Regions from separate parts of the Homo sapiens genome. Here region 2 is linked to region 1. A link is a loop called in an ENCODE intact Hi-C map of the cell type or tissue named here. Cell type or tissue: mesothelial cell of epicardium. All regions are shown on one strand. Each heading gives the region's core, and the rest is flanking DNA. Links, peaks and the distances in the headings are about the cores only.

Region 1 (11,882 bases), core at 2,345-10,344:
CCCCCATCTCCAGCCCCCATGTGCCGTTGCCATGGTGATCTCCCTTTCCCTTTAAAGTCTGGAATGCCGCATTCCATAAGATTTGCACAGAAAGTCGCTTGATCATAGGCAAAGGCCTGTCTGTCCGTCTCCAACATTCTGTATCAATAAACACGCTCTGAGACCCTCTCTCTGCCTTGCTGTTAGAAATCAGGCTTTGACCCTCATCTGAGGGACTCTGGAAGGGTCCAGGGCAAACGGGGTTCGGCCTGGTATTCGCAGATTGTCTCCCGTTCCCTTTCCTCGGTACATTAGCATTTTCATCTATCGTCACAAGAATATCAGTGTGAGTTAGAGCAGCGGTGCAATTATATATGCAGGGGAATGCAGCCCCAGGCTCCAAATATTGAATTTTACACAGATACTAAGGGCATGTAAAATGTTAAAGTACATTTAAGTCCTCAAATAAATAACTTTAATTACATAAAGAACTAGATTTCAAGGAAATTACGGTTATTTGCTATAGGAAATTAACCTCCAAGTCATGTTTACGACTTAATGGATAGTCATTTTGGGGAGAATTCTCTCTTCTTTGAGTCTACATGTTCAACCCTTTTCTGAAACAGGAATAGGACTAATTGCTCTTGAGTGAAAGATTGTTGTGTATTTTGTCTCAGATCAGATGGATGAAAGTAAACAAAAGATACAATGTTTCCTTATACAGAGAAGTTGCCTCCTCAAAAAAAAAAAAAAAATCCCACAATCAGAATAAAGCATCAGGAATAAGACCACCATTTTGTTATAACACAACATTCCTCTGTATTAAATAATGACGGGTTTTATGTTTGTTACTGAGCAGAGTTTTTTTTTTAATTATTTCAAGAGCATGTCCTTTAGTGTTTATAACTGGGCTGACTGTGATATTAAACAGCCAGGAGGTGTTAGCAGCTGATTAAAGGAGGGAAAGGAGACCCTGCTAATTATACGGCAACCTTAGAATCGGTTTCTCCCGCTGAACTAGAGGACAAGCCACACACCTGCAGAACTTTACCAGCAGGAGCAGTGCTGGGACCCAACTCAGGCAACCAGCTCTGCTAATGAACCCAGAAAAAGCACACAAACTTGTTTTCCCTCCAAGACAGAGACAACACAGTGGGGTTTTCAGAAGTGTGTGGTGTGGAAGCAGCCAGGTGTAGCCACTGCACAAATGCAGTGGGAACACTCTCGTATGATAAAATCAAAGACGATGTCGCCTGCTTCCACATGACAGATCCAGGAAACTGCAGGATAGAATCACGCTCGTGTGCCTGGGCAGGGAGAGCTGGTTCACCCATGTCTGAACACTGGGACACCAGTTCTCCTCCAAACATCTTGGACTACTTAAATGCAAAGGTGAGTCTGGGTGTGGCTGAATTTGTGCATTGAATTTCTTTAACAGTAAATGTCAAGTGGAATACGGCATCAAGCTAGTTTCAGGAAACTTTCCACTCCAGTTATTTTGTTTTCTAATTATATGATATACTTTCTATCACAAGGCCCACTAGGATTTTTAAGTCTGATTTTTTTTAAAAAGTATTTATTATATAACAAGTTGATGGGCCAAGCACCTTCATTGTAGCACTGTGGCCATGCTTTTTAGAAAAGTGTTCTCCATTGCCATGATTGTGTTTGCATATCTATGCATAAATATGGGCAAAATGTTGCGTAAAGTTAAGCATGTACTAGAATTAGAGAAAAAAATTCTCAATTCTAGAAATGTTTGGAGACAGAATACTCTTTCCATTGCTAATTTAATGCAGGTTTTAAAAATGTTCTATAACTTTACAAAATTACAGATGGAAAAGATTTTTGTCCTTCTTCTTTATCTAGACAAATTCAGGAAAGCCCGGAGGCCTGGTATAGATGTTTCATCAAAAATTTCACCGTGCTGTGTCAGAAATCAGAAGACAGAATTTAGAACCATCCCGTTTCCTCTGCAGAAAGCTTTTCAAGAAGATACACTCGGAATTAGCAATATTTCCACCAAAATATGAAGTGTAAAGAGAGCCTTCAATAAAGCCACAGGTTTGATGTTTTTTCTTTTTAAAAGGAAAAAAACTAATTTAAAATTATTTTTAAAAGAAAAAAACCACAAGATAATGAAAATGAAGTTATACCTAGGCTGATATTGCATTTGCCAATATTTTACTCCCACTGTTTAATCATTTTAATAGTTGCATTTAAGAGTTTAGGATATTCAAACCTCACCCAGCTATAGCAAAAAAAAGAAAGCTGTGTGATTTAAGTAGTGTCCTTTTCTGCATAATTTTAAATTAGTTTTTATTTTTAATTAATTGTGAAATTGCTGGTGAGGCTTTGGTGCCTTCTTAACTGCTATAATGAACAAATTCATTTAAACTTCAATTTAGCAATCTACAGTTTTCTAAGAGCTCAAATAAATGAAAATTCAAACATAATTTTAAAAAAGGATTCCATTAACTACAAAAGGGTCTATATCAAGTTTATTAGAAAGTATGGAATTGCTACAAGAACACATTTTCAATTTTATAAATTAGTTTTCAGAGGCTTAAGCAGAACAACACATAGAGAGAAAAAGTAGAAGTTTGTTGGTTAAAAAAAAAAATCCCATTCTAATGAACCGAGGCTATAGCTTAAAACACAGCCAAAGCTTTAAAGCTTGGTCGTCCAGATTTCTGTGTGACCATTTTAACACAGGGCATCTCTAGTTCCCAATGGAAATATTTCTTTTCCGGCACTTTCATTTTCTGAAACAATTTACTGGAGTTTCATAAAAAGAGAATAACAGCTTTGTGTTTCATTGTTGAGGATTTTACTTCACTTTACATAACTTTTCCTCATTTCACTTAGTGGCTATTTGAGGAGCTTGACTGAACTCTAGGTAACCTCTTAGGTTATGCCTGCTGGATTTCAGGGACCTGGAGCTGCTGGTGCTGGCAGGCCAGTGGTGACTCGGGGTGCCTGTCTGACCGCCTAGGAGCTGGGACTGGGCTCTCTGCGTACATACAACTGCATGGGGGACAGGGGACTTCTGCCTTTGTTTGGACAAAGGATGCGGTAAGACCAGAGAAAAGGAAGGCTTTACCTGTGGCTCTTTGCACTTTTAATACTCTAGAAGGAAATAGTGAGTCTACTTTAATGGAAAATAGCGAATCTTTTGCAGGACTCAAAAAAGGAAGTTTGCTAAGAGCAAGGAAATGTGAAGGAGTTGGAGCGACAGCGTTAGAACATTTAATTTGGCTTTATGTTGTAATTATGACTTGCGGGAAGTGGCCTGGCGTGTATGAATGCTGTTGCTGGAAAGAGCACTTGAGCATCAGCGAAAATTCTGAAAGCTGTGTTTACAACGGACGCACACACAACAGAAAGCAAACCGTGGAGACGAGGGTTTTGGAAACGTGCCCTCCTCGGCATTCATTATAACCAATAATTAATTAAGAGATTTTTTAAAGTCCCTTCCTTGGCATCACGTTCCTCAGTGAGAATGCGGATGAGAAGTCAGAGGTGTTTGGGACATAAGTGCAAGTAGTTACGGGCAGGGTTTTTCAGTTTTGGTTTTTAAAGAGAATGAAAACGAAGTGGGGAGACAGCGGCACAGTGTGCGGTGCCCTGCCGGCCAGGCCACGCTTTCTCCACCCTGACTCCCACGTTCGCTCAACAGTATGAGAACTTCACGGTAACATGGAAGGGATCCCCGCACTCCCTCTAATGCTATTTCTGTTCGATGCGTTCTTTGGCTGCGAATTTGAGAACTGCCTTTTTGGCAAAGCCAGTGAGTTTTGTGTTTTCAGATCAACCGAAAGGACGTTGACTTTCAGGTTCCCGATCCTTCTGAATCCAATCCCAAATTTAAAACAGCATCCGATCCTGGCTACAGCCTGAGCTGGGCCCCAGGTCAGCCAAGCTTCCCAGGTGGAAAGGAAGGAATCCAGGTTGCCCAAGATGCTGTGGCCTGGGTGACAGTTACCAGCCTCCAGAGAGGCCTCAGCCTTCGGGGTGCCTTGCTCAGAGCAGGCACATACCTCTCACCGCAAGAGCCATCTGACCATGGTTACTCGACCCCTCCCCCAGAGTGAGTTCACTGTCCACCAGAGGGGACAGCTCCCACTGCCAGGCTTCGGTGAAACCACGTGGACTGTGGAAGCAACCCAGTGTCCACTGATGAATGAATGGAGAAACGAAAGGTGATTTATCCGTAGGGTGGGACAGCACCCGGCCTTGGAAAGGAAGGGAACATGGACGGCACCTAAGGATGTTCTGCTGAGTGAAACAACCAGCCACAAAAAGACGAACCTTGCACGATTCCACTCACATGAGGAAGCTAAGGGGTCAAAATCATAGAGACGGAAAGTAGGATTGCGGGTGCCAGGGCTGGGGGAGGAAACAGGGAGTTCGTGTTTCATGGGGGACAGAGTCTCATTTGGGAAGATGGAAAGTTCTGGAGCTGAATAGTGGTGACGGTTGCACAGCAGCGCAGATGTGCTTAATGCCACTGAAGTGTGCACTTAAAATGATAAAAATGGCAAATTTTATGTTATGTATGTTTCACCACAATAAAAAAGGGAATAGCATTTTTCTTGTCAAATGGGGCTGGTGGTAGCTGCTCTGTAGCCTCATAAAGAAGTTCCTAAGTTTTTTTTTTATTTCCTTTTTTTAAATTTGGGTTTAAAACTGCTGTTTCCTTTTTCACTGTGGTAAAATATACATAACATAAAATTTACCATTTGAACCATAAGTTAGCCCAGGCCCTGCTTCTGGCCCCTGCTCTTCCTGAGTCCTGGTTGGTGCCCCCTTCATCCGTCCATACTTGCCACAAGCCCCTCTTGTCCGGTCCTGGGCACAGAGGTCCTGGTGGAAGAGACAGTCCCTGCCCAAGAACAGGGAAGGACATAGATGGGAGAAGGGACCCACTGCCCAGGGGACCAGCACCAGAGCTCAGCTCTCGGGCTCCCTGCGTGGCCCTGGCCTCTCGACCTCGCTGGACTCAGTCTCCTGACGTCTCCAGTGAAGAGCTGGAGTGGTGAGTCCCAGAGCCACTTCCGGCATGGGACAGAGGCCTGTACCTCAACACCAGCGATTTGCTGTGTGATCTTAGGCAAGTCAATATGTGTCTCTGGGACATACAGTGAGTTGTCTAAGATCACACAAACCCCCCACCACTTTAAAAAAAAAAATGGAGGGGATTTGATCAAGATCATGTCAGGATCCTTTCCAGTTTGGACATCCTGTGATTTTGGAATCTTCACCCACAGTTCTGAGCTTTTAAAAAATCCACATTTGTGTTATTTCCTTGTGATAGGGGAGAATAGCCCTGATGTCAGATCTCACTTGCTTATAGTGCTGTGTGCGTGCACATGTGAATAAAGGAATGTTCAGAAACGCTTTTCCTAACAGAGAACCTGTTCCCCGGGGCCAAGCGCAGAGTCCGTGTAACTTGCCTTTGAAGTGTGTCACCTGCTGCGTGACCACAAGAGGGCGGTGCATGCAATGGATTTTGTCAGCACGCGGGGGCCAGAGCTCACAACTTTAATTTGAGAGTTTTTCTTCCCTGGAGTCTCTTGCAGGGTCTTTCTCTGGGAGGCTCAATGCCTCCCGCATCTTCTTCAACAGGCTGAACACACATGTGGAAGCAGCTGAAGAACTGAGACTACTTAAAAGCAGAATATTTTGTAATCACCAAATAGAATCCATTTCGTAATAAAACTGGCTACAAAATATTTTAGGGTTCAGTATGATACATCACAAAGTAATTTAGGCAAGGAAGCACACCAGGCTTAAAAATCAAACGTGGCACCCTGCAGGTTTGCAGCCATGCCTCCAGCAGGCGGGTCGGGTTGGCGAGTTTCTAAACTTTGAGGAGGGAAGGCTGGGTGGCCAGGCTCCATCCAGAGCCTCTTGGCTCACTGTGCCGCCAGCAGTGTAATTGCATCCTGGTGTGACCCACAGGCTGTATCTACAACACTGCGCTGGTGAAGCAATGCTGTTACTAGATTTGAAAACAGGCAAAATGGCTCTGAAAGGAGAGAAAAATGGAAAAGCTCCTTTCCCCAACATTCCACTCCTCTGTCTTCATGGCCTCTGCGTTGGTCCAGCCAGAGGGATTATTTGAGTCCTGTGTCCCAGCCCACCTTTCCCTGGCTTAATGGTGCAGCCACACCTCTGGTTGAGAATACACGCCTGTGTAACTCATTGATTCTGATCTCCTTCATGCTCAGCACCTGCTTCCTTTAGCATCCCCAATGCAAGCGCTTCGAAGCCCATGCTGACAGCCTGGTCATATATCCTTTGGCCCCTCTGCATAAGTAGGAGAGGGGAGAGCTCCTCCTAAAAGTGCTGTGCCCTTAGTAACTGACTATTATTGAATTAGAATGGTGGAGTGAGGAGTTCCTCTCTGCCAGGCACTGTCCTAGGATTTGCATTTGTGAAGAATCACTTGCTTTCCAATTGACTTTGTAACTTTATTTGTGATTGGTTTTCAATGGCAGCCAACATTTCTTCTTTAACTTCCTCTATCTCTCGCTTTTTCTTCCTATGGTCATCTAAACACCTTGAAAAGATGAAGACATCATATATGAAAGTTAAGGCACCATGGGTCATGCATCTTTTAACTATAATTTTGTCCTGGGATCTGCTACCGACTGGTGCTATCAGTAGTCGATAGCACAGTGCTAGAGCAGAGAAGAAAGACTCCACACAGCTGGGATTAGAGACAAATTTGTTACATTCACACTTCAACCCAAGTTTGTCAGACACGTGTCTAAACGACCCATGAATTATTTATTAAGCAAACATTTATTAAAAGCCTACATTGTGCAAAACGAAGTCACTGAGCCTTAAGGATGTGATATGAATTAATTCAACAGGTTCCTTGGCCTCAAAACTATCACCGTGAGAAACAAGACACATATACAGATGTGTGTGAAGAGAGCAGTGACACTTCTTCAGCTGGTGACAAATGCCTTCAGCGCCCTTTGTTACTCCCAGTTAAGTTCATTTGCTCATCCGTTCATGTAATCTACGCGCATGCAGTTTCCACTGAATGTCAGGTGCCATGTCAGGCATGGGGGTGTTGAGATGAGGAAGGCTGACCTAGTGCAGATGGACTGAGTGTAAGGTGCCATGTCAGGCATGGGGGTGTTGAGATGAGGAAGGCCGACCTAGTGCAGTTGGACTGAGTGTCAGGTGCCATGTCAGGCATGGGGGCGTTGAGATGAGGAAGGCCGACCTAGTGCAGATGGACTGAGTGTCAGGTGCCATGTCAGGCATGGGGGCGTTGAGATGAGGAAGGCCGACCTAGTGCAGATGGACTGAGTGTCAGGTGCCATGTCTGGCATGGAGGCGTTGAGATAAGGAAGGCTGACCTAGTGTAGATGGACTGAATGTCAGGTGCCATGTCAGGCATGGGGGCATTGAGATGAGGAAGGCCAACCTAGCGCAGATGGAGAGAACCACAGCACAAAGACTTTGTCACAGACCAAATTTACCCTCCATAGGAAACAAAAACACACAAAAAGCAGACCAAATATGAAAAACAACGGTCTTCCGAACACTGGAAGGAGGCAGTGAAGGACAGTGATCCCTGTGGGATGGGAAGGAAACCATTGAGCCCTATGGTAGCCCAATGCACTGCCTTGAGTTTTCAGGCCACAGAACAAGAAGGAGGCATCTCCTCCACTCAGGCAGAGCCCAGCAGACTCTCTGAGTTGGGAAGATAGAGATTTCGGGGAGACCAGTGCAACTACCCTTGGCAGGGCAGAGTCCCAGAGAGGAGAGAATCCAGAGATCTGCAGAGGCTCACCTTCAGGATTGGCGGGTGTGTGTGAGGAAACTGCCCAAGACCGAGCAAAGAATCACCTTAAAGATGAAAGGAAATAATGCCTGGCACTCACATCGGTCTGCAAATAGCACCTGTGCCCACATGACAAACTGGAAATCTCAGAGGACATCGGGTGGCGTATCAGTACTTGCCTGAGTATTGGAGAATAAGTACCCTTAGTGTAAACGAGGTTCCGGTTCCACCTAACAAACTTCAAAAGTAAGATCCAAGAGGATCAAGAAACTCAGTCGCATCCCAGAACAAACCTCAAGAATATGTGCAGATATACAAAAACACCCAGCACCCAACGAGATGAAATTCTCAATATCTGGCATCCAATCAAAGATTACCAGGCAGATAAAGAAACAGAAAAATATGTCCTATAATAAGGAGAAAAATCAATCAAAACAGACCCAGAACTGATGCAGATGTTAGAATTAGCAGACAAAGAAATAAAAGTTACCATAACTGTATTCCATATGTTTTAAAAGTGGAGTAAAGATGTGGAAGATATAAAAAGGACAAATTAAAGTTTTAAAGATGAAAACTATAATGGCTGAAATGAAAAACACACTGGATGGATTCATGGCAGGTTACACGTTACAGAATAAAATATTAGTGAACTTGAAGACACGGTAATAGAAGCTCTCCGAAATGAAACATAGAGGGGAAAAAAGTCATTTTTTCTTTTTGAGAAGAAGTTGGGCCAAGTTTCTTCTTTTTAAGTTTTGTTTTTTTTGTTTTTGTTTTTGTTTTTGAGGCGGAGTCTCACTATAGCCCAGGCTGGAGTGCAGTGGTGCGACCTCCGCTTACTGCAAACTCTGTCTCCTGGGTTCACGCCATTCTCCTGCCTCAGCCTCCCGAGTAGCTGGGACTACAGGCACCTGCCACCACTCCCAGCTATTTTTTTTTTTTTTTTGTATTTTTAGTAGAGACGGGGTTTCACCGTGTTAGCCAGGATGGTCTCGATCTCCTGACCTCGCAATCCGCCCGCCTCGGCCTCCCAAAGTGCTGGGATTACAGGCGGGAGCCACCGCACCCGGCCCTTTTTAACTTTTATTTTCGGTTCAAGGTGCGTGTGCAGTTTGTTACGTAGGTAAACTGTGTGTCACAGGGGTTTGGTGTACAGATTATTTCATCACCCAGGTAATGAGCATAGTACCCAATAGGTAATTTCATGATCCTCTCTCTCCTCTCACCCTCCACCCTCAAGCAGGCCCTGTTGTCTCTTGTTCTCCTCTTTGTGTTCATGTGTCCTCGTTGTTTCACTGCCACTTATAAGTGAGAGCATGGTATTTGGTTTTCTGTTCCTGCGTGAATTTGCTTAGGATCATGGCCTCCAGCTCCATCAATGTTGCTGCAAAGGACATGATTTCATGCTTTTTTATGGCTGCATAGTATTCTATGGTGTATGTTTTCTTTATCCAGTCTACCATTGTGGGGTATTTAGGTTGATCCACCTCTTTGCTATTGTGAATAGTGCTGCAACAAACATACGCATGCATGTGCCTTTATGGTGTTTTTTTAAGTGAAAATTGTATCAGTGAGATATGGTACAACTTCAAGTGGCCTAATATATGTGTAATTGAAGTCCCTGAAGGAGAGGAGAGAAAGTGGGATAGAAAATATATTTGAAGCAGTAATGGTCAAAAAATTTTCCAAATTTGATGAAAACTATAAACTGATAGACCCAATAAGCTCAATGAGCCTTAATCTTGAGGAAACTACGTGAAGAAAACCACACCAAAGGCAGGTCATAATCAAACGGCTCAAAGCCAGTGATGGACAGGACAATCTTAAAAGTGACCAGAGAAAAGTGGCATTTTGCATGCAGGGGACGGATGATAAGATGAGAGCAGATTTCTCATCAGAAACAATACGGGCAAGAAGATGGTGGAGTAACACATTTAAATTACAAAAACGAAAATGCCATGAGCCTAAAACTCTACGCCTGTCTCCATTACCTTCCGAAACTAAAGGTCAAACAGAGTCTTTTTTCAGAGGAACTCAAGCTGAAAGCATTTTTCACCAGCAGACACACTACAAGAAATGTTCAAGAAAGTCCCATCAGAAGAAAAATGACACCAAACGGAAATTCGGATCTACACAGAGGAATGAAGAGTACCGGAAACAGTAACTATGTGAGTAAATATATTGATAGTTTTCTTATTATACAGAATCTCTTTAAAATAAAATTGACCATTTAACAAAAATAATAACAGAGCATGAGGTTCCTAACATATGTATAAGTAAAATGAATGGCAACCTTAGCATCAAGGCTGGGAGTGAAGATGTGAAAGTATACTATTGTAAGGTTTTTATACTATACCTAAAGTCGTGTATTACTTCAAGACAGACCGTCATAACTTAGAGGTGCATATAGACCCTAAGGCGATCACTGAAATAACAAAAGAAAGAATTATAGGGCTGGGCGTGGTGGCTCACACCTGTAATCACAGTACTTTGGGAGGCCGAGGTGGGTGGATCATGAGGTCAAGAGATTGAGACCATCCTGGCTAACACGGTGAAACCCCGTCTCTACTAAAAATACAAAAAATTAGCCGGGCGTGGTGGCGGGTGCCTGTAGTCCCAGCTACTCTGGAGGCTGAGGCAGGAGAATGGCGTGAACCCAGGAGGCGGAGCTTGCAGTGAGCTGAGATTGCGCCACTGGACTCCAGCCTGGGTGACAGAGCGAGACTGTCTCAAAAAAAAAAAAGAAAGAATTATAGCTAATAAGCTATATGAGTGGATAAAATGGAATCATAGAAACTATTCAATTAATCTAAAAGAGGGCTAAAAGGGGAACAAAAAACAGATGAGACAAATAGATGATAAGCTTAAGCTGAACCATATCAATCATCATATGAAATCTACACTGTCTAAATGCCTCAATTAAAAGGCAGATGTCAGCTTTGATGAAAAGCAAGTCTATGATGCTTACAAGAAACCCACTTTATATAGAAAGACAAAAAAATATTAAATGTAAAAGGATGGAAAAAGATACACCATGCTAAGACTAATCAACCATAAATCTGGAGCGTTTACTCATCAAAGTGGACTTCAAAGCAAAGAATATCACCAGGGATAAAGAAATGAATGATCATTTCATAATGATAAAGGGATCAATTCATCAAAAGGACATAACAATCCTAACTGTTCATTTATCTTATTATAGAGCTTCAAAATACACGAAGCGAAATCTGACAGAACCACAACAAGAACTAGACAAATCCATAATTGTCAACAGAGATTCCAATATCGTCAATAATTGATAGAACATATGGACAGAAAATCAATAATGATATAGAAGAGTTGAACAGCACCTGCTGCCAGGTCTGTCCACCCAGATCATGGAACCAGCTCCTCCTGGCTTGGCGCACAGCCACAAAAGACCTGTCGCCGGGACCACCTGCAACCGGTTTCCATCATCCTCCAGCACATGAGGTGTATTTCCACTTCTTTCTTCTTGTATAGGACATTTCTGCCTGCAGCGGCCTCCTGACTAGTCTCCAGATTTCCAGGAATTCAAAGACCCAGTTTGTCCTCCCAACCCTTAGTGGGCAATTAGTCTTCATTTTCAGATGTGCGACTGAGGTTTGGGAGCTGACTCGAGCCACACAGCTGCATAGCTGGGGCCAGCGTCCAAGCTCAGGGGCCTCTGCCTGTGTCTTGTACCCTAAGTCCTGGTGTCCCTGCTGTCCCTGGGTGCAGCTGTTGAGTTCCTTGGGAAAGGGTAGGACCGATATTCAGGCCCCACAACCGTGGGACTTATACCCCTTTGGGAAGGGCATTATACCTCTTGGGGAAGGGCATTATCTCCCCACCTGCCTGACCTCTGGCCCTTCATGGCACCATGGCAGGTGCCACATCAGTGTTTGCAAATGAGTGAGGCTTTGGCCTGAGCTGGTCTTGGGCTCAATGTAAAACTAGAATTCAGTTCTTTTCAGGGTCCTATGCCAGAACCATGACTATGCTGAGCCTGGACCCCTGGGTGGCCCAGTGGGGTACCCTGAAAAGCCTGCCCCAGCTTCCCAACTGGAGATGTGGGGCCCCTGGACCGAACAGGTGC
Region 2 (11,882 bases), core at 2,465-10,464, 220 kb before region 1:
AGGCAGAGGTGGGAGGATCGCTTGAGCCCAGGAGTTTGAGACTAGCCTGGGCAACACGGTGAAACCCCATCTCTACAAAAAATTTTAAAATTAGCTGGGCACGGTGGCACACACCTGTGGTCCTAGCTACTCGGAGGCTGAGGTGGGAGGATTGCTTGAGCCCAGAAAGTTGAGGCTGCAGTGAGCTGTGATCACACCACTGCACTACAGCCTGGGCGACAGAGCAAGATCCTGTCTCAAAAAATAAATAAATAAATAAAAACCCCAAAATCCAAAGGTCTAAGTTCATTTTATTTTGTAACTTGGTTTTAATGACAATCACTGCTGGAAAGAAATTGCTTACAAAGTCATGTAGATCCAAATAAAAGAAGGCTGTACTTATTAAATATGCTGTAACTTTTCAATTCCATCCACCAATTATGCAAAAGATTTTGTTCAAATTTTGTCCAGTCAGTGCCCATCTTCCCTGATGTTAATAATTTGCTCTTGCAAATTAATTGGGAGGAGTTGTATTTAAAAGTTTTTAACAAACATATTTAAAACTCACTAGGATCCTTCATTTGGAAGATTTTCGAACAGATTGAAAAAAATTCTGTCCTTAAATTTTTAAAGTGTCCATATATAAGAATTTTTGTAGAAGACAAATATTGTTTTAAGCCACAAAATTATATAACAGTGGAAAATGTTTTAAAGCCTCTGTTTTTAAAGTGCAATCTCCACTGAATTATTTTCTTTAAAAAAATCCCCCCTATTTTCTCATTCTTTATTAAAATGCCAACTTTACCTTGAGGAGCAGACTGTGTTTATTTTTCCACAAGGTATCTGTAAATAGCATAGACTGTCAGTCACCGGTCACTTAGAAAAGTCTGCAAATAGAAACCATGTGTATATTGTAAGAGAAGAGAGTGCCACATCCTCCCAGTGGTGAGGAGGAAGATTGGGAGGGTGCCCAGGGCGCACCTGGGCCTGGAGAGTCCCCGTCTCCTCTCCAGCTCCTCTGCAGAGCCACGTTACTGCTGCGGCCACTGGCTGAGTGACACAAGGCCTCCGGCCCTGCGGTTGGATGGTTCAGGGGCCACCGCCTCTGACCCTGTGAGCGGGAAGCTGGTCTGAGGAAGGGGATGTGAAGGCCACGTGACCTCCCAGAGGGAGGCGAGTGGGCGGGTGGAGTCTTCTCTGTCCTTGAGGGGAGGAGGGCAAGGAGAGTTCCTTAGGGGCCTCGGAGGGGCTGAGAACCTTTAAGCGGGTGGGGGCGGATCCCTTAGTTGTTATTGTTGTCTTTAACCTGTTGGGCATTAAGGACATTGCAGCAATAGACCTGTGCCCCAAATTGCTGACAAAGGTGGGAAAAAAAGAACGTTCCATCTGGCCGGGTGGGCATAGAAGGGGGTGGAGGGAGCGCCTGGGTATTGTCAGGTGAGGAAGGTCAGAGGGAGCCGTCCACCCACGTGGCCAGCGAAACGGAGCGTGGGAGGAGGCCCACGAACACCTGAGATCAAAACCCACAGGGCACGTGAGAAGATCCCAATTCCAGGGCGCGAACGAAGTCCAGGAGCTTCAAAATTGGCCCGCATCATGAAAACATCCGGCAGACGATTGAAGACTCACTCTTGATGCAGACGCTGACCCGAGGAAGGAAAAGGGTGAGAAACAGCTAGGCAGACACAGCAGAGCGGGAAAGAGGCCGACGCCGACGGAATGCAGGAGGCTTGGGGGTCGGGCCCAGGAGATCTGATCTGAGAGTAACAAGTTACAGGAGCGCGGAAAATCACAGATGGAGGAAGGGCAGTCATTACATATCGGAACTCTCCCCTGAGTTGGGGGACGCCTGCAGAGTAGGCATGGAAGGGCTCACGGAGTTCTAGGTTCAGCTGATGAGAAAAGATGCCCTCTGTGCTATGTCATGGTAACAGCCTCCGAACTCTGCATACACACTGTATTCTTCCCTTTGTGTGACACTCCAGAAACAACAAATTGCATCCATAGTGATGGAAATCAGACCAGTCGTTGTCAGGGGCCACCGAGTTGACTGGGATAGTGATGGAAATTTTAATGAATACATAGATGTATAAACATGTCAAAACATGTACTTTTTAAAATGGATCCATTTTATTGTATACAAATTTTACTAAATAAAATGGAATGGAAAATTATAAGTGCTGTACTTTCTGCATTGAGGAAAAAGAAAAGTCAACCATTTTTCAGTCAAAAGGAATATGTTACCTAAAAAAGCAAAACAATCAGAATGGTCTCAGGCTTCTCATCTACAACACTGCAAGCTAAAAGCAGTGGAAGAGCAAAAGACTGCACCCCAGGAACCCCTGTTCTCAATAAAGAGATTGTCGAAGTGTTAGGAGCAGAAGGTATTTGAAGATACATAAAACCTCAGTGAGTTTATCACCTAAGTGCCTCATCTAGGAAAGCACTGGAGAAACAGTTCTAATGAAATGGCAAACCCAGAAACGACATAGCAGAGACCTCCGGATGAAGGAGGATGGAGAGGAAGGACGCAGTGGCATGAGGAAGCTTCATCTACTCGGAGGCATCCCGAGGGGCTCAGCCGTTCGGAGCAGCGGAGGGGCACAAACGCTGCAGGGTGGCTGGGTGTGGTCTTCACAGGGGACGGCAGAAGCATAAGAGAAACTGAGGCTGCGGTGTGAGTAGGAACCTGGCTGCAGTGAGTTATGGGTTGAGAGAGACAGTGAGTGTGTGTTTGGTGCACATAAGTAATTGTCTTTTTTTTTTTTTTTTGTCTCACTCTGCCACCCAGGTTGGAGTGCAATGGTGCAATCTCGGTTCACTGCAACCTCCACCTCCCGGGTTCAAGCAATTCTTCCTGTCTCAGCCTCCTGAGTAGCTGGGATTACAGGTGCTCACCACCATGCCCAGCTAATTTTTTTTTTTTCAGTAGCGACAGGGTTTCAAATCCTCTTAAGGGCACATTGATAAGTCTGGTTGAAAATAGGATTTGATTCATCCAAAGCAGGAAGAAGTGACTGCTATGAAGGTGAAGGCACAGCCATGAAAGATTGATCATTCTGCAACTCAGGAGGGTCTGTCTAGGGCCCAGGAGCCCGTGTTTTCCTTATTAACCAAAAATAATTAAGAAAGGCGATGATTCCGTCTGCACCCTGAGCTCTGCACGTTGATTTGGTGATGAACGGAGCACCATTGCCATGAGGACAATTGCCAGTCCTTTCCCGACTGGAAGATGGCAACAGCCCTGCCCCATTTCCCCGCCGTATTTATACTGGACTTTAGAGAACTGTGAAAGCCCATCTGGAAAACACTCAAGGCAGGTGAGTGCCCCTCACAAACCCTGTGGAGAACACCATCCTTCCCTCCACCATCATCACCAGCAACAAACGTTTGCTCAACCCACGGTGTGCAAGGCAGAGGGCCCGGTGCTGCAGGGACAGAAAGAGGAATGAGGGACAAATGAACATGATGGAAGGGAAGGGAAGGATGTCTGTGTTCTCCAGGGATTTGCCATCCACCTGGGTGCTGGTCTGATGTCCCTGAGTCACTGAAGCAATGCCAGCAGCATTTTTATGGGCAGAAAGATCAATGCCCGTAAATAGCAGGGCATCCTCCCTGTCAAATAAAGGTGACCTAAGATTCTACCAGTTCGGGCTGAGCTCTGAGTCACCTATTTATTCAAGTTATAATTACTGAGCTCCACTGCAGAGGCTGCTGGACACACCCCTATTTCCTAGAAATGGAACTCTTTCTAGCACCGTGCATGGCTGACTGGAATAAAACTATACCTCCCAGACTCTCCTGTATCTATGGTTGGCCACATGACTAACATCCGCTTCATGGCATGTAACTGGAAGTGTTGTGTGCTGCTTCCCTAAAGGGAAGTGGCTGTGCCCCGAATCATCCCTCCTCCTTCCTGCTGTCTGATATATGGATATATAGGTTAGATCTAAGCAGCCATCTCAGACTACGAGAACACTGGGAGACAGTGGAGCAGAGAGTGGAAGGGGCCTGGATCCCTGTCGGCTGTGTGGAGCCGAGCTGCCCACACCACCTGCACTGTCCACCTTTGGAGTTTCTGCTTGAGGGAACAAAATCTTGTGTGGTTGGGTCAATGGTAATTCGGGGTCTCTGTTCTTTGCTGCTGAACCTAATACTGGTGGATATAAGCGCCTACTGTGCATCAGGACCCTGTGCTAAGGACTGGGACTTTGAGAATGGATAAGAGAAAGACAGCCCCTGCTCCCAGGGAGCTTAGAGTAGAGAGAGAGAAAGAGACAGATCAAAGACATCATGTTACCTGAAATAAGCCAGGCACCGACAGTTACATTCTGCATGATCTCACCCGCATGTGGAATCCAAAAACGTTGATCTCATAGAAATAGAGAGTGGAACAGTGGTTCCCAGAGGATGGATGGGCGGGGGTAGGAGCTTGGTCAATGGGTGCAAAGTTCCAGTGAGACAGGAAGAACAGGCCTGGTGTGCTATGGCACAGCGGGTTAATAAGAATGTATTATATATTTCAAGAGAGCTGGCAAAGAGGATCTCAATGTTATCACAACACAGAAATGATAAAGGTCTGAGGGGTTGACATGCTAACCACCCTGATTTGATTATTATACCACGTGTGCACGCATGGAAACATCACGGTGAACCCCAGAAACATGTACAATTGTTATGTGTCAATTCAAAACAAAAATTTTGTTTAAAAAGTAAGCTAACAAACACATTCACCCCAGCTGATAAATTCAATAAACTAAGGGAATGGCTTGCTTGCTAAGTTAGAGAATAATGGAGACAGACAGAAAATAGCGGCTAGAAAGGGCTTCTAGAAGGAGGCGGGTTTTAGGGAAAGATGGAAAGAGGAGTAAAGGGCATTTTAAGAAATTATCTCCTATTATTAATCTTGGCCAAAATTCAGAAATGGGAAGAGAGAGGCTGATCCATCTGCAGCCAACAAGGGCATTTGCATAGGGCAAGGACCCAACCCCGCAGCAGAGAAGGGGAGCTCCTCCCAAGCCAGGGCAGGTGGTCTTGGGGTGTCCCCAGTGGGTCAAGCCCTGGGGCTGTAGCTGGCTGTGGTCGGGTTGTATTCAGCTGAGGGAACACTCAGTCACTAGCCTGAGTCTCCAGACTGCCTGAGACACAACGGCTCTTTGCATGAATGCAGATTCCTGGGCCCTGCTCACTGGAGATTTCTGATTTTGTGGAATTAAATTGTATTGGTGAGATCTAAAAAGCCCAAGGAATAATGAACTTTCAAAAACTCAGATTTAAAAGGGGTCTCAGGTTGTCCAGCCCAAACACCCACAGGGCTGTGACCCTCTCTCACCCTTACCTGCCTGCACAGCTACCAGCAGAGGCAGGTTCTGCCCTTCCAGGGCTGCAGTCTTCTCCCTGTAGGAAATTGTACTGAAAGGAAATCTGGGCCGGGCGTGGTGGCTCACGCCTGTAATCCCAGCACTTTGCGAGGGTAAGGCAGGTGGATCACTTGAGGTCAGGAATTCGAGACCAGCCTGGCCAGGTGCAGTGGCTCACACCTGTAATCCCAGCACTTTGCGAGGCCTAGGCAGGCGGATCACTTGAGGTCAGGAGTTCGAGACCAGCCTGGCCAACATGGTGAAACCCTATCTCTACTAAAAATAAAAAATTAGCCGAGCATAGTGACAGGCACCTGTAATCCCAGCTACTCGGGGGGCCAAGGCAGGAGAATCGCTTGAACCTGGGAGGCAGAGGTTGCAGTGAGCCCAGATCGTGCCACTGCACTCCAGCCTGGGCGACAGAGCAAGACTCTATCTCTAAATAAAGAAAGAAAGAAATAAGAAAAGAGATCTGACTCCTCTTGCAGGGCTGCCTCTGGAAATACCGAAAATAAGATTAATCTCTTTTCCAAATGAGAAGCTTTCAACTTACCACGGCCCTGGACGTCTCCTCTTTCCCAGGCTAACTATCTTTGCATCCTACAGCCATTTCTCTTGTAAGCTTCACTGGCAGGCCCCCAGTCCTCTGGTGCAGCAGCCTGGGAAGGGCAGCTTCCTCTCGGCCGGCCCGGATTCCAGAGAGAAGGGAGACGATGGAGACGGGAATATGTGTGCTGTGTTCTTCAGAGGGATTCCACATTCAGGACCCCGCTTCCTAACCATAGCCTGGAGATTTCTGAGGAGGCTTCGAAATGATTTAGTTTAACCTCCTGAATTAGTTTCCTAGGGGTGTCATAAAAAATGACCCCAAACTGGGTGGCTTCAAACAACAGAAATGTGTCCTCCCACAGTTCTGGAGGCCGGAAGTCCTACATCACGGCGGCAGGGCTGGTTTCTTCTGCGGCTGTGAGTGGGAATCTCTCCGGGGCTCTCTGCAGCTCCTGGCAGGTGCGGGGAAGCCTGGCTGCTGGATGCATCACTCTAACCTCTGCCTCTGTCTCCACGTGGCCTCCTTCCCCGTGGCTCTGTGTCTTCTCCCCTTCTCTTCTCTTCTAAGGACTCCTGGCATTGGGTTTAGGGCTTACCCTAAACCAGAATGATCTTATCTCGAGATTCTTATCTTAATGACATGGCCCTTGGGCCAACTAGGGGCACACTCTGATGTTCCTGTTGGACATATCTTTTGGAGGTGGCGCCATTTAACCCAGCAGAACTCTTACTTTACAGATAAATGCCATGGGGGGCAAAAGGGGAGTGGCGTGCCCAGGAGTCCCTGCAGAGTTCGCGAGGAACCTGAGCCTCAACAGCCCTGGTCGGCCCTCCCCGCCCTCTCACATGGAGAACACAGAGACACAACCAGGACAGACGATGGTACGCACGGACCCGGCATTGCTGCAAAATGCGAGGCTTCCATGAAGTTCTCAAGTAATTGAAGCTTACCTCTTTAAGGGACAAAATTATGTTCAAAATGCTCTTTTGATAGTAAGCGTTCTAAACCACAGAAACATACTCTCCCAACGTGCTTAAGAGAATACAAGTTTGAAACAGTCCGTCGGCATTTTGTCGGTAACTCAGGGTGGTTGCCGAGGGGCCATTCCGAGCCGGGGCTGGGCTGTGATCCTTCCAGTTCTGCTCGACTGGCTGGGCCGTGGCCCCTGCCTCAGTTGCCCCCACATCGCCGGCTTCTGGACGTGGTGACTGCCAGCTGTTTCCCCCAAGAATTGGCCCTTCTCAGAATGGCAGCCCATTCATTCGCCAGCTCTTAATGGGATGTGTGATGGAATACACTTTGAGGGGGTGGGTGGAGATATTAATCTTTGTTTTGCTTTCTTATTTCTCCCCCTCATCCAATTTCAAGCAGATCACCCGGCTCTTTGTAATTTTTTTGCCTCGGGGATTTTTTTTCCAGGCAGAACGCCAAAGCAGCTCAAAGCCAAAGGCTCTTTCTGTCTTTTGTAAAAACCTAAACCCATTTCATAAAAACCCAAACCCAGGAGGCGAGTGGGAGGGAGAGGGCAAGATTCACTGAGGCTGGGAAAAGGAGGAGGCTGGTGTCCCCAAGGACCTGAGGTCTGAGCACAGCTCCAAGGCACAGCCTGGGAGGGTGGAGCGCACACGGCTGCCCATGTTGTGCCCTGAGGCTCTCATCCCCGGCAAGGATCCCCAGGCATCGGGCAGGGTGGAGGAACAGCCATCAGCCTGAGGGCAGCGGGACTTGCGTGCGAGTGGCACTGAGGCAGTGGTGACAGCTCCCAGCCCTTCAGCTCTTCTGGGCACCATGGAAGCTTCTGGATCCTGGAGGGACTCTAGGAGGGGAGAGAGTTGCATTTTCTGCCAGCCCCACAGGGTGGGGCTCCAAGTTGGGTTTAAGTTGATTTATGTAAACAAAGAAATGAAACTTCCGGATTTCTGGACAGCACGGCCCTACAAGTTCATGCACTGAGGCCTCTTCTCTGCTCCGAATACGCAGCAGCATTAGAGAAAACATATTTCAACAAAACAAGCCAAGCATCACAGACACCAAAAACAGACAGAACAAAACCCGTGGGTGGGGTCTGAGATGGGGCTTCCGGTCCGGAACCAATGTCGGGGAAGTGCTGGCACCTGGTGCAGCCCCCACGGTTGGGAGCAGAGGCCAGCTGACTGCACAGAGAGACCCCCACCCCAGAGAGGGAACAGAAAGAAAATTCCAGCTGAGTGCTTCTCGGGCTTTAGCTTCCACAGATTCAAGGACCAGGAGGTGAGAGGAAGCAGCCTCCTGTCCAGGACCCAGGTAAGGCACCACCAATGCCATTACTCTATTTGTGATTTAGCCGATGCTCTGTGGGACATGAAACCTGGTTCACGGAGGGCATCCCTGGAGGCTGGGCGAAGACCGATGCAAACCCTCAGGGCAGACAGGGTTGAGTGTATGTGAGAGGCGTGGACAGGGAGAGAAGGAGGAGTGTGGAGAGGGACACGGGGGAGAACCACAGCAACAGGAAAATGACCTTAAAGTAAGTTTTTTAGCATCTTAAAGAGGAAAGACAAGAAATAGCCTAAAAAGAGTAATTGGCTATACACAAAACTTGGCAGAAATGAAAAGGATCAGAACTGATGGAAATGGAAAATATCTAATTAGTAAACCTGAAAATTAAAAAGATGCTCATTGAAATAAAAAGGAAACCAGCAAATGCAATAAAATCCTCAGCAAATTCAGGCAAACAGATCTCGGGTGAAACGGAAGACGGACGTAAGGAATTCTCCAAGAACGCATCACACAGCAACTGAGATTTCAAAAGAAAATCACCACAAAAGAGCAGGCAAGAGACTGGCAGAGTTGGCCGGGCAACTCTGGCCCGTCTTGGAGGAGGTCCGGGAAAGAGGAGCATCAGGTGGGGGAGTGAGATTGAACAGACAACGCCAAGAAGGGTCCCAAGCCCAGGAATGACACAACCCTCGGGCCGGAAGCCACTGTGAGCAAGTCGACCAAACATAAACCCCATCTCTGCATGCTGCTGGTCAAATGTGTCCATAAAGTACCTGCTCGCTGTAAAAACACTTCACCTTTGTGCATTTATAAACAATAACAATAACAAAGATAGGGCAAGATACAGGAAATAACGTTCCTTGTTTAGAAAAAGGACGTAGATACTTTAGATTTCATTAGAAAAAACCCAGAGTGCCGAATGTAGACTAAAAATGAAGGATAGTCACTGTCAAGAATAGAAACAAAAATCTACAGCTGCCAAACCATCTTGGGGGGAAAAGAAAAATCCAAAAATGTTATCATGCTTAGAAAAGGCAGAAAAGATAAAAGAAAGCAAACAAAAATCATGGCAAATGAAATATCACATACAATAATAGAAACAATTTTAATTACTTTAGTATTAACTATAACTGTAAAGGGATTAAACTCATGTACAAAAACCGGAGACTACAGGATTAAACCTTCATCCCCCAAATTCAGCTAGATGCTGCTCACAAAGAGACACATAAAACAAGGCAGAGACTTTGTTTTTGTTTTGTTTTGTTTTTCTGAGAGAGTCTCACCCTGTCATCCAGGTTGGAGTCCAGTGGCACAATCTTGGCTCACTGCAACCTCCACCTCCTGGGCTCAAGTGATTCTCCTACCTCAGCCTGCTGAGTAGCTGGGATTATAGGCATGCACCACCATAATTTTTGTATTTTTAGTAGAGATGGGGTGTCACCATGTTGGCCAGGCTGGTCTCGAACTCCTGACCTCAGGTGATCCGCCCACCTCAGCTTCCCAAAGTGTTGGGATTATAGGCGTGAGCCACCTCGCCCTGCCAGTTTTTTTTTTTTTTTAAAGGATGAAAAACAGGAACACACAGCAAATACAGATAAAAAGAAGAGGGTGTATCAATAAGAAACAAGCTAGATTTATGGCAAAAACCTTCACAGCCTCTAAGGACTGTGGGAACAATCCAATTCTCAGGGCTTACAACTACAGGGCGACTTCTCACTCCACCACCCATGGGCTGTGGCTCTGCTCCCTAACGTCCTGGACAGGAGCGGCTCCACCTGGGACATTGCCAGGCTCATGCAAAGAGGGCAGGGAGACTTCCAGAACCACAGGCTGGCTCTCTGTGTTTCTGATGGGAAGTGTCCCACATGACTTGGCCCACACTTCCCTGGCCGAGAAGCCCTCCTGAGCTCAGTGGTGAGGACTGGATCTTCTCACTACGGGGAGGGGAATGCAAATCAGGGCAACCAGCGACAGCCCGCCCTGTGCTGCGCAGAAACACCAAGCCTTGACAAACAAGCCAGGCCATCACCGTAAGCTTGCGTGCATGTAAGGAACAAACATTTTATGCACAAGTAAGTTTTTTCACCAATGTGGACTCAGCACCTCGGGAGGTTGTCTGCAATTTCTATTTGCTATGGGCCGAACATTTGTGTCCCTCCAAAATTGATAGGTTGAAATCCTCACCTCCAGGGTGATGGTATTAGGAGAAGGGGCCTTTAGGAAGTGATGAGGTCATGGGGGCAGAGTCCTCAGAAATGGGATCAGTGCCCTTAAAAAAGAGGCCCCAGAGAGCTCCCTTGCCCCTTCCACCATGTGAGGGCACAGCAAGAAGGCACCATCTGTGAACCAGGAAGTAGCCCTCACCAGACACTGCATCTGCCTGGCTCTTGGATTTCGCAGCCTCCGCAGCTGCGAGAGACAGATCTCACTGTTCAGGAGCCATCCGGGTCATGGCATTTCATTACAGCAGCCTGAACGCACTGACACCTGTTCCTTCTGCTGATACTGAGGGTCATTTGGGACAAGATGGGGAGGCATCAAAAATTATCAGGGGTGGCCGGGCTCAGTAGCTCACACCTGTAATCCCAACACTTTGGAAGGCCGAGGCAGGAGGATTGCTTGAACTCAGGAGTTCGAGACCAGCCTGGGCAACGTGGTGAGACCTCATCTCTATGAAAAATAAAAAAAAAAATTATTTTTTGTGTCTGTGGTCCCAGCTACTTAGGAGACTGAGGCAGGAGAATTGCTTAAGCCTGGGAGGTCCAGGCTGCAGTGAGTCTTGATTGCACCACTATACTCCAGCCTGGGTGGTAGAGCGAGGCCCTGTCTCAAAAAAAAAAAAAAAAAAAGAGAGACTATTGGGGGAAATTGGCATCCGTTGCTTTTGTCTCTGTTCCTACCGCAGCCCCACTCTGCCTTCTGAGGAGGCTGCCTCTGTAATTGAGTCATGCTGGCCACAGCCAACTGGATGGACCAGGGTAGGAAACTGACCCCAGGCCACTCTTGGCAGACTGCCCAGTGGCCTCTGGCCTGACCTGGCAGGAAAGCTCTGCTCCACAAGCACACTCTAAAGCAGCTCAGGAGAGAGTGATAGGGTCTGGTGAGTCCAGCGTGGGGATGCGAGACAGAAGCCAGGAGGGGCAGGAGGAAAGCCAAGTGCTGAGACTGGAGAGAAGGGAAAGGGGCCAGCTGGCCTGGCCGGGGCCTGGAAGTGGAGTACCTGAGAATCAGTGACGGACTTCGTGGCTGAGCAGTGGCAAACAAGCGTGTTCTGGGTAACATTCCCGCCCTCTGAAAGGCCTGCTCTGAGCTCGCAACGTTTCTCCCAGCTTCCTGCGTCTCTCCAGCCCTGACCTCATTAACCCCAGCAACCTGAGTACATCTCTGTTCCTTACAACAGGACCGATCCGACAAACAACTCTGTCACACTCGTAATCTTAATATTAGATTTAATGCAACCCTTGGGATCTTGGGGTGAGGCCGCCTCTCCAGTAGATATTTTTACTGCCGCTCAGAGGGACTTTAAAATTGATTCTCCATTTCATGGCTGTATTTGAGATGCTTAAGATTTCTGGAAGCCCAGGTGCTGCAGCAGAAAGCGCCCAGGGCTTGGAGTCAGAGGACTTGATTTTTATTCCTGGCTTGGCCAGTGTTCAGCCTGTGACCTTGAACGAGATTTACACTCTCCAAGCTGTATTTTCTTCTTGGAATGTGAATATCTTCCCTGCCTACTT

What was found. A loop is a pair of places that touch in the nucleus more often than their neighbours do. Peaks named below come from ENCODE experiments on the same cell type or tissue, not always from the same donor. Only the 100,000 strongest peaks of a DNase experiment are listed, where the experiment ranks them.
Region 2: it touches region 1 in a loop (9-fold over the local background); 2 of 110 quality-filtered maps call a loop at or near these places.

Annotation. Positions count from the first base shown.
Region 1 is chr2:238,778,768-238,790,649 of GRCh38, reverse strand. No RefSeq gene overlaps it. Among named protein-coding and RNA genes, the nearest start is that of TWIST2, 63 kb to the left of the region's middle. RefSeq lists an enhancer at 6,659-7,162. In mesothelial cell of epicardium, for the core only: a CTCF peak has its summit at 5,455 (motif pointing right); a DNase peak (open chromatin) is centred at 5,469.
Region 2 is chr2:238,998,917-239,010,798 of GRCh38, reverse strand. No RefSeq gene overlaps it. Among named protein-coding and RNA genes, the nearest start is that of MIR4440, 64 kb to the left of the region's middle. In mesothelial cell of epicardium, for the core only: no CTCF peak of the experiment used is centred there; DNase peaks (open chromatin) are centred at 3,338, 6,000, 7,362, 7,591 and 2 weaker places.